Regions from separate parts of the Homo sapiens genome. Here all the other regions are linked to region 3. A link is a contact called in ENCODE Hi-C or POLR2A ChIA-PET data. All regions are on one chromosome and are shown on one strand. Each heading gives the region's core, a stretch centred on a gene start or an enhancer-like site at or near the end of the contact. The rest is flanking DNA. Distances are from core to core; before and after follow the strand shown. Region 1 overlaps BOC (BOC cell adhesion associated, oncogene regulated). Region 2 holds the start of TBILA (TGF-beta induced lncRNA). Region 3 has its middle 36 kb from the start of CCDC80.

The links. A loop is a pair of places that touch in the nucleus more often than their neighbours do. ChIA-PET counts read pairs that join two places held with the same protein, here RNA polymerase II (POLR2A). Pooled maps may share reads with other maps.
Region 1: a loop to region 3 is called in a map with no recorded cell type, with 8 times the contacts of the local background. The contact joins two enhancer-like sites. A Hi-C loop is called at or near these places in 4 of 37 single-sample maps with no recorded cell type and 3 of 50 pooled maps. POLR2A ChIA-PET finds 5 or more read pairs at or near these places in 2 of 52 experiments (activated CD4-positive, alpha-beta memory T cell and activated CD8-positive, alpha-beta memory T cell).
Region 2: a loop to region 3 is called in a pooled map, with 11 times the contacts of the local background. The contact joins the promoter of TBILA here to the enhancer-like site in region 3. A Hi-C loop is called at or near these places in 10 of 37 single-sample maps with no recorded cell type and 12 of 50 pooled maps. POLR2A ChIA-PET finds 5 or more read pairs at or near these places in 1 of 52 experiments (activated CD4-positive, alpha-beta T cell).

Annotation. Positions count from the first base shown.
Region 1 is chr3:113,274,939-113,277,823 of GRCh38, reverse strand. The region is part of intron 9 of BOC (BOC cell adhesion associated, oncogene regulated); the gene reads right to left. Among named protein-coding and RNA genes, the nearest start is that of BOC, 65 kb to the right of the region's middle. RefSeq lists enhancers at 1,220-1,299, 1,710-1,809. Within about 2 kb of position 1,373, at least 21 of the 41 ENCODE cell types and tissues checked have a DNase peak (open chromatin) inside an H3K27ac peak, as active enhancers do.
Region 2 is chr3:112,132,141-112,135,420 of GRCh38, reverse strand. TBILA (TGF-beta induced lncRNA) reads right to left here and starts at 1,998. Exons shown (of 1, transcript NR_157393.1): 1 at 62-1,998. GCSAM (germinal center associated signaling and motility) reads left to right here and starts at 2,173. Exons shown (of 6, transcript NM_152785.5): 1 at 2,173-2,329. The coding sequence starts at 2,301. It also overlaps a transcript of C3orf52 not described here. RefSeq lists enhancers at 1,848-2,027, 2,508-2,567.
Region 3 is chr3:112,675,260-112,678,241 of GRCh38, reverse strand. No RefSeq gene overlaps it. Among named protein-coding and RNA genes, the nearest start is that of CCDC80, 36 kb to the right of the region's middle. Within about 2 kb of position 1,306, at least 14 of the 41 ENCODE cell types and tissues checked have a DNase peak (open chromatin) inside an H3K27ac peak, as active enhancers do.

The DNA.
Region 1 (2,885 bases), core at 124-2,623, 600 kb before region 3:
ATTGCTGAGAACTCCTCCAAAGACCTTCTCTCCCTGTATTTCAAAGAATCTCCATGTTTTGTTTTCTTTCTCCTTCTGTATGTAAACCAAATGCAGTTCCCTCTGCTTATATTCTAATGAGACACAATGATGAGAAAGGTAACGAAAGTATCAGCACCCATTAAAATAGCAACATTCGCTAAGCACTTGCTCTGTGCTATGCATGGAACTAAGCAGTTTATAGGTGCTACTTCCTTTTCCTCAAAATAGCCCAAAAGATTGGTGTTAATATTGTTTCCACTTCACAAATAGGGAGACTAAGGTTTAGAGAAATGAGCAATTTGCTCAAGGCCACACGGCTAGTGAGCACCAAAACGGTGACTTGACTCCAAAGAGCATGCCCATCATTGCACCCTATCCTGGGAAGAAGAGTCTGGGATCCAAAGTCCTGGGTTCAAATCCCGGTTGTGTAACTCAGAGCAAGTCCCCTAACTCTCTGACCCTTCAGCTCTGCATTTCACCAATGAGGCAAATAAACTCTCTCAGGTTATTCTGAAGATTAAATGAGAGAAGTTGTATAAAGTGCCCCACAGTGAGCTTGGTGCACAGTAGATGCCCAGCAAATGCCTGGCCTCTCTAGACCCCTCTCCACATCCTCAGCCCAGTGCAGTTTCTATCATTTCAATCCTCTTTGTTTCCGCTCCTGCCTTCAGTCCTTGCTCAGAACTTAAAAACTGTGGATGAATTGTGACTGTGATGGATTAATCTTTAATAGCTTCAAATTCCTAGCTCTTTAAAGGAAAAAGTAAGGGAGCTCCAGGCTCCCCAACAGGTGATGCTGAGAGGCTGCTCATCTTTGCCGCGCCACCTTTCGGGACAACAGACTTTACTGCCAACTCTACACCCCAGAGAACCTGCTGGAGCCTCAAGTTGTGGTTTGCTGAAGGAAGAAAACAGCTGTAAGGAAAAGCTCTTCTCTCTGAGCAGAATATTCCAAAGTCGAACAAAACCTACCATTCAAGGCACAGGAATGGTCTGGGCTCATTGTCAGGCTTCCAGGATTTGTTCCAAGGGGAGACGTTTTTACAAACTGAGACTCCCCAGTGGTGCTGGAAACCCAAACACAGTAGCCCAGGGTCTGCAGATGCACCAGGAAATGAAACTTGCTTCATGGATGTGAAACAGTGAAAATTAGCTGAATGATTCCCAATCCCCAGCAAGAGAAGGGGGATGAAAAAACACAGCCCGAATGCTGACTTTCGATTTCAAATTCTTTCTCGGGTGATCTTTAAGACTTGTTAGTTCCGTAAGAGAGGAACTGCTTTCAAGCCAGAACTTCTGCCTTGGCAACCCCAGGCTGAGGAGACCCCAGGCTGGAGCCTGAGAGAAGCCAGACGCAGCAGGGGCCTGTCCGGACTCTCACTTCCCCTGCGCCCCATGTACCCTGCCCTCCCAGCACTGGCCTCACACTTCCACTGGGCCCAGAAATGAAAATAAGAAATAGAAGGGTAATTAGTCACTGTCACACACACTGAGGGGGTGAATGCGGCCTGAGCCTGGCATTTCCGGATCACCACGGCATGGCCTTTGCCAATCTGCCTCTTCTGCGAGGCTGCTTCACGGCCACCTATTGGCCTGAAAAATATTAGTCTTGCTCTCATGCTGGGTTTTGTCTCCTGGGAACCATGGGCGTTTGGCCTGCCCTGATCTTTGTCTACAACTCTGAGATGGAGGTGTCCAGTTACATGGGGAAATAGGATTAGGACCAGCCCTGCCCTACAACATGTGAACAATGCTGCTTTTTGTTAAAAACTCATTCACCCGCTTTGCTGGCTGCCTATGAAGAGGCCAGCAGGTGGAGGGCTAATGAGAAACTGCTCGCCCCGTCCCCCTGCCTCTGGGGAGGCAGCAGAGGGAGCATAGGGGGTGCTCTGCCTTAGGTGTCTTTCTGACAACCCCAGGGTCTCTGTGGACTTGTCCTGACCCAAGGACTTCTAGGAGAGCATGTAAGGGGAAAAAAACAGAATAGAAGGAGTCAGGGGCCAGGGCTCCAAGGCAGGGAAACAGCTTCCGCACAGCTAGCGCTCTCCACTGTGCAGGGTTGGTTCTGTTTTCTTGCTTGTTTGTGGAGGTGGGGAGGAGTGGAGAAAGACTTTTAATTCCACATTCATATGCTTTCCATCAAGTGCACATAGCATTTTTATAAGCAAAATCAGCATGTATATGCTTTTATCACATACAATTTTTAAAAAACCATTTAAGAATAATAGTTTTCTACTATCAAATGGCCTTAGAAAGAAAATGGCATATACTTGGAGTGAACAAAAACATTTTCAAGGACATTTTCTTACAGGGAATTTCATGTCCTCATCCCTGTGGGGTAACGGCAGGTAAGAGCACGGCCTTGAGCGAGAGTGGCGGCCTGGGGACCCTGCCCTGCCTCACAGGACACAGTGTCCAGGAGCATAGGCCTGGCTGGGCTCTGCCCCCGCATCCTGTCAGAGCCCGAGACTCCCTCCCTGACAGCTCCTGAAGCATTCACCTGGACAGACTTCCTTCTGTCAAGGAGAAACAGCTGAGGTCTGAACAACATGATGTGCTTTGAGCTCAAATGCCTGCTTGTCCAACCCAAGCCATGACAGATTCTGAGAACTGAGCGGGTGTTTCACAGCCTACAGAGAAAACACTTGTTCACAAATATTTGTTTTCCTGGCATTACAGCTGGCTTACCATGCCAGGGTTCCTGCAGGTATGTACCCAGCACGGCTTACTTTCATAAAAAACCAAAATGTAACATCAACAACTAACGACAGAGGAAAGCAAGAAGGAGGGTGATGGTTACCAGGGAGACTGTTCACGGTCTCCTCAGGGACTAGAAGCCAGTGTGAGCTTCTGGGAATTGAGTG
Region 2 (3,280 bases), core at 749-3,248, 540 kb after region 3:
CCATCCTTCTCCTGCCTGTTTTAGATATGACCTTTACATTACTCAAGGACAAGCAATAAAATATTTTGCACTTTGTTTTATTTCTTTCAAGGAACTTCACAAGAGCAGTCCTGTATCTGCTTTTCTTACCATTGAACCTACAGTGCCCAGCACATAGTAGGCACTCGACACATACTTGTTAAAGGAATGAACAAACAGATGAGTGACCAAACTGGAAACAACCATCAAATACAAGGATAATACAAAAATCCATGATTCCTGTCCCGAGATTTCTTTCTTTTTTAACCTTTTGTCTGTTGAGATTCATTTATGTGCAGTGAAGTGCACCCTTATTAGTATACAGTTCTGTGAATTATGAGAAATGCATACAGTCATGTGGGCACTAACACAATCAAGATAAAGAACAACAACAAAAAATTTCCTCCTGTGCTTTGAAAGTCAACACCTCCCCCACCTTTTGCTCCTGGCAACACTAATATGTTTTCTGTTCCTGTGGTTTCACCTTATCTCTAATGTCACAGAAGGTAGGCTTTAAGTCTGGTCTCTTTCACTTAGTGTAATGCATTTGAGATTGATCCAAGTTATTGCATGTATTAATAGTCCACTCCTTTTCAATGATGGTCAGGATTCTGTTGTGTGGATGTAATATAACACAGAGCTTATTTAGCAATTCACTCAATGAAGATCAGTTGGGCTATTTCCAGGGTATTTCGGCTATTATGAGTAAAGCACATATAAAAATTTGTACACACAGTCTTAGAGGACATAAGTTTCACTTGGCTAAATGCCTAGGAGTGAAATTGCCAGGTTGTACAGTAACCCTATGTTCAATTTTATAAGAAATTGCCATACTTCTGAGATGGGAGAGTTCCCTTGACCCCTTCTCGGGACTTGCGACAGGGGTGTGGCCTACTTACTTGGCCACCACCATGCTCAAACTCTCTGTGGGAGCGGGAGCACGCAGGCAAGCGGGTGCCAGGGCTTCGATGAGCACTTTTGGGCTCCAGCCCAACAGCAGCATTTAGGGATGTGTTACAATTCATGCTCTTTTAGCAGTTGCCATCCGTGGACAGCTAAGTGTTAACCCACTCAATGGAGAGTCAGGGTGGCAGCCTTTTACACCCTGCCCTGTTGGTACCCAGGTTCTTGTTCAGCATCCAGGAAGAATCAGGTTGCATGAATGGTTTGAAAGTTGATGGATGTGGACGATTTTATTAAATGGTGGAAGTGGCTCTCAGTGGAAGGGGAGCTGCAAAGGGGATGGTGCAGGAAGAAAGTGACCTTTCCCTGAAGTCTGCTGTCTCTGGCCGGGCTCCTCCCTGAAGTCATGCCACCTGAAGTTAAGCCACATCTCTGACACTCAGTTGCTTCTTCTCCTCTTGATGTTCAGCCGCTTGTCTGTCTGCCAGCTGAGGTCTGGGGTTTATATGGGCACGGGATAGGGGGGCTGGACAGGCTAAAGAGTAACATTTGGGCAGGATAACAGGGATAACTGTTCTCATTTAGGGCTTCGGTTTCAAGGCTTGAGGGTGGGACCTTTGCCAGTGAACCACCCTCTTCTACCCAGTAAAGCCCTGCCTTCTGTCCTTATCACTTCTTTCCAAAAAGGCTGTCATTTTGCATTCTCATCAGCAATGCATGAGACTTCCAGTTGCTTTGCATACCTTGCCATACTTGATATTGTCAGGGTTTTATAGCCATTGTAATAAGTATGTAAAAGTGTTCCATTGTGGATTTGATTTACACTTCCCTAATAACTACAATGTTTAGCATCTTTTAATGTTCATCTGTATAGTTCCTTTGGTGAAATGTCTGTTCAAATATTTTGCCCATTTTGTTACTGGGTGTTTGTTTTCAGATTTGAGAGTTGTTGATACTATATTTTCTACAGGTCTGTGGCTTGACTGTTTTAACCTCCTTCTGACTTTTCTAAGAAGACAACGTGATTTATAAACGTAAATATCTGTAGTGGAAAAACTCCCATGGCCCATCTGTAATTTCAGACCTGGGATTCCCCAGAGGTTCGAAGCTCTCATTGACGGGTAGTTGCTGGTTATGGCCAACAGCCAGGTTGGTTCAGGCACTGACATGTTAGGACATTCTGCACATGCGTGCCTCTAACACTCCTCCCCCAGCCTCTTCCTTCCCTCTGCAGAGACACCCTTCTCCTTTCTGCTGTCTCTGCACGGGTGGCCAGAGCCACACAGCCCTTTCTTTAAGTCAGGAGTTGCCCTGTCAGAGCACAAGGCAAGAAGGAAGTGGTAAAGGGACGGAGGGGAAGCCCTGAGAGGACTGAGAGGATGGGAAATTCTCTGCTGAGAGAAAACAGGTAAGTCTAGACTCCCTGTGGGAGAGCAGAGGAGATGGGACAGGACAATACAGCAAGGAAGAGAAAAAGAAAGCTAGTATACAGTTAGCACACTAAGTTGGGGTAGAAAGTAGTTGGGTAAGGAAACTGCCAAGCCTTCAGTGCCTACTCTGTGCCAGATACCACATTAAATTTCCCATAGGTTTTGCCTTCTCCCAAGAATCATGGTGAGCAGCTGATGGAGAATAGCTGAAAGGTGGAAAGACTTTACCAAGGAAGGTCTATATAATAGGTTACCACCTAAGAAATGAAACAACTTTCTGAAAGCCCGGGAAGGAGATGCTCTCCTGAGCTCCTCATGCTCCACAAGGAGGTCAAAATCACCACCCTCTTTCAGCCACTATTTTAAGTTTGAAATAAACAGCAAGCTTCCTGCCACCTTGAGTCTTCCTTTGATGTGCACTCCCTGCAAGCAGGTAAGCAGAGGTCATCTAGATTAAATAGGCACAGAACTCAGATTTACTTTCTGGACCTCAGCCTCTTTATTTTAAGTAGAAATAATAATACAATATCTACCTTAGAGAGTTCTAGTGTGTATTGTGCTAGCATAGTGCCTGACATAAAGTAGGGTTCAAAATTAGAAGATATTTTCTGCTTTCTTTTTCTGACCATCATCTTCCTTAATATCAAAGCCGTGCCACCAAAATAGTGCCACCACAGACAAGGTAATCTCTAGGGTATAAAGTGGGGTGATCTAGAGAGAGTAAGCGAGCCAGAGGGGGTCTTCACAGGGTTATGTTTGGAATCCCTGGTCTCAGTTCATGCTACTGGAGAGTGGAACACAGGAAAAAATGGTAGCCCACTTTTGACCACTTGCCGAAAAGAGGATTGGTGGTCCTGTGGAATATCTCATGTCCCTTCCTAAGAATCATGTTGTCTGAGACTTCTCTACCCTGGGTTGTCACAGCCCCT
Region 3 (2,982 bases), core at 57-2,556:
CAGACTCCCATCACTCTTCACATTTCCTCTGCAGTGCTTGGTCCCAGTCTTCCGTCTACTTTCCTTCTTCACTTAAGACCAAGGCTATGTCTTTTACCCACCTCATTGCTATCAAAGCCCTTTCTCCCTTAGGAAATTATCTGGCCAGCTACTAAGAAGATAAATTTGTTTCTGTATCCTGACAGAAGTTATTGCTGTCTTCCCAAGGCTGACCTGACAAGTGTGTTGCTGTAGTAACCACATCTAAAAAAATGTGTGGCCAACAGCAAAGATATGGAATCAACCTAAGTGTCCTGTCAATGGATAATAGGATAAAGAAAATGTGGTATATAAACACAATGGAATACTATTCAGCCATAAAAAAGAATGAAATAATGTGTTCTGCGGTGACATGGATGGAACTGGAGGCCATTGCCTTAAGTGAAACAACTCAGAAACAGAAAGTCAAATACTGCATGTTTTCACTTATAAGTGGGAGCTATATAATGTGTACACATGGGCAAAGAGTGTGGAATGATAGACACTAGAGACTTGGAAGGGTGGGGGCACAGAAGGTGGGGAGATTATGAGAAATTACTTAATTGGTACAAAGTACATTTTTCAGATAACAAATCCAGTAAAAGCCATGACTTCACCACTGTGCAATACATGCATGTAACGAAATTTCGCTTGTACCCTTTAAATTTATACAAATAAAAAATGCATAGAGAATGGGAGGGGACCTTCTTCTCAAAGAGAATCTCAGCCCTTGGTTATTAAAACAAAGGCCAAAGCTCATGCACACCTCAGAAATCAGGTCTAAAATTTTCAGACTGATATCAGATATCCACTGGTGGCTAGCGGGTTCACCTGCATCAATTTGTATGATTTTATTAAGGAGGGGATAAAAAAAAGTTTGCACACTTCTGTCCTCCTTGCAAGCTTTGCACAGCTGCCTTCCTAGGGCTTGCAAAATATAGTTTCAAATGTGAAGGGGGCATTTATAACTCAGCATCTCAGGTCTCCAGGGGCAGGAAAAATGATACTAGGATAATGTCTGCCACCAACCAGGATTGTCTCTCTTACCTCCTCTGTGGCTGCATTTGGGAGAATAAGGGCTGAAAAGGCAGGGAGAGTGGATAGGGCCTCTCCAACAGTTTGGGCAGCATGAGGTAGAGAGCAGAATAAATACTGCTCAAGGAAGTGAAACCCGCTATTGGGTTTGTAATGCCTCTTTGCTGTTCTGCTAGCTCCCGCACTCCAGAGATGACTAAGCAGCTGATTCATTGTGGCACCCTCAGAAAAACAGCTCAGCCCTGAGAGAGGAGTCATGCAAGAGGAGAGGGCGCGCATGTGTGTGTGTGTGTTACGGGTGAGGGGGTGGTGTCTGTCAACATGTCTTTTAATGAGCAGTCACAGTATTTTACAAAGGCTTGAATTAGTTGCCAATATGTTTAAAGAAACACAAAGATGAGGTTTTTTTTGCATGAAAAATCCGAATTTGTGAATATCAGCTGATCTGACACCCTGTGTTACTTTAATAGCTTCCTTGCTGGTCTTCCTGCTTCCATCATTTTCTCTTTTACAGTCTGTTTTCAACCCAGCAGCCAGAGGGATCCTTTTCCAATGTAAATCAAATTATGTCACTTCCTTGATTAAAATCTTCCCATGATGTTCCATCTCACTCAGAGTAAAAGTGAGAGTCCCAGAAATGCTCTGTGAGACCTACCTGCTGAGGTACCCTGTTACCTTTCACCTGTCCTAGTCTTCCCTGTCCTCTTCCTCTCCTTCCCCTTCCACTTTCCTCTCCATCTCCTCCTCTTTCTTTTCCTCCTTCTCCTAGTATAAAAGATGGAACCAGACTATTCTGTGGCTCTATTTTCTGTGTGTTTTTGAGTAAATTACTTAACTGGTCTGTGCCTCACTTCCTCATTGGTGAAATGAGGCTAAAAATCGTATCCTGTTCGTAGTGTTGTTTTGAGAACAAAATGAGTTAATATTTTTAAAGCCCCTAAGACAGTGCCCGACACATAATAAAAATAATCCCATTGCTCTTCTAATCCAGCCATGCGGATTTTCTTAATTTTGCTCAAATAAGATAGGTTTGCTCCTGCCTCAGTGCCTTTGCAGATGCTCCTTTCTCTGCCAGGCTGTGGCTTCTACAAATACCCATCTCTTTCAAGCCTTACTTACCTGTATTTGAAGTGAATGAAAAATTGAAAAACAAAAACCCAAGTGGACCAAAAAATAAACAAACAAAAGCCAGCCAGGAAGAAATGAAGAGTATTGATTAAATTCAGCAAATAAATGGAAGAAAAAAAAAATCTCAAAATAAAGACTCATTTACAAGGTGGCTTTAGGAAAAGAGATTCAAATTAAAATTTAACAAGAAACATTGAAGAAAACTGGAAAATAACCAAAATAATTAAAATTTATAGTAATTTTTTTCTAGAAAATCATGAGGACACCTAAAGTATAAATTAGATATGGCTCAGCACTGTCTAGTTTACAATTTACCTTATGAAGTCAACTTATTGCTCTAAGTATTTGGGTCCAAGCATCTGGGACCAGCTTGTTACCATCTCTGACTATTGGAAAACCTTTTGCCAATTGCTTCCCCTCTGCTTCCTTTTCTAGTCCCGTCTGAACTGTCTTGTCTGGCCCTGTTTCCACCCAGGAAGCCGCAGATCCTGACTCCTTGTGTTTGTTTCTCTGCCCAGATGAGAAACACCCATCACCTCTGACTTTCCAAGGAGCAAATCACGCTCCGTGCCGGGCTCCCCCAACAACACCACTCCCTCTTCCCTTGCGATCTCCAGGTCCTCCTTTGACACTTCACTTCTCCTGAGAATCATACTGCTTCTGTTTCTACTCTGCATGCCAGAAGTTATTGCTTTCATCTATTCAATAAAGATTTATTTTAAGCAATTAAGTACCTGATATGTTTTTTTTTCCACCAGGGAACTTTGTACAATTTTATGTTTTTAAAAATTATTTCCAGAG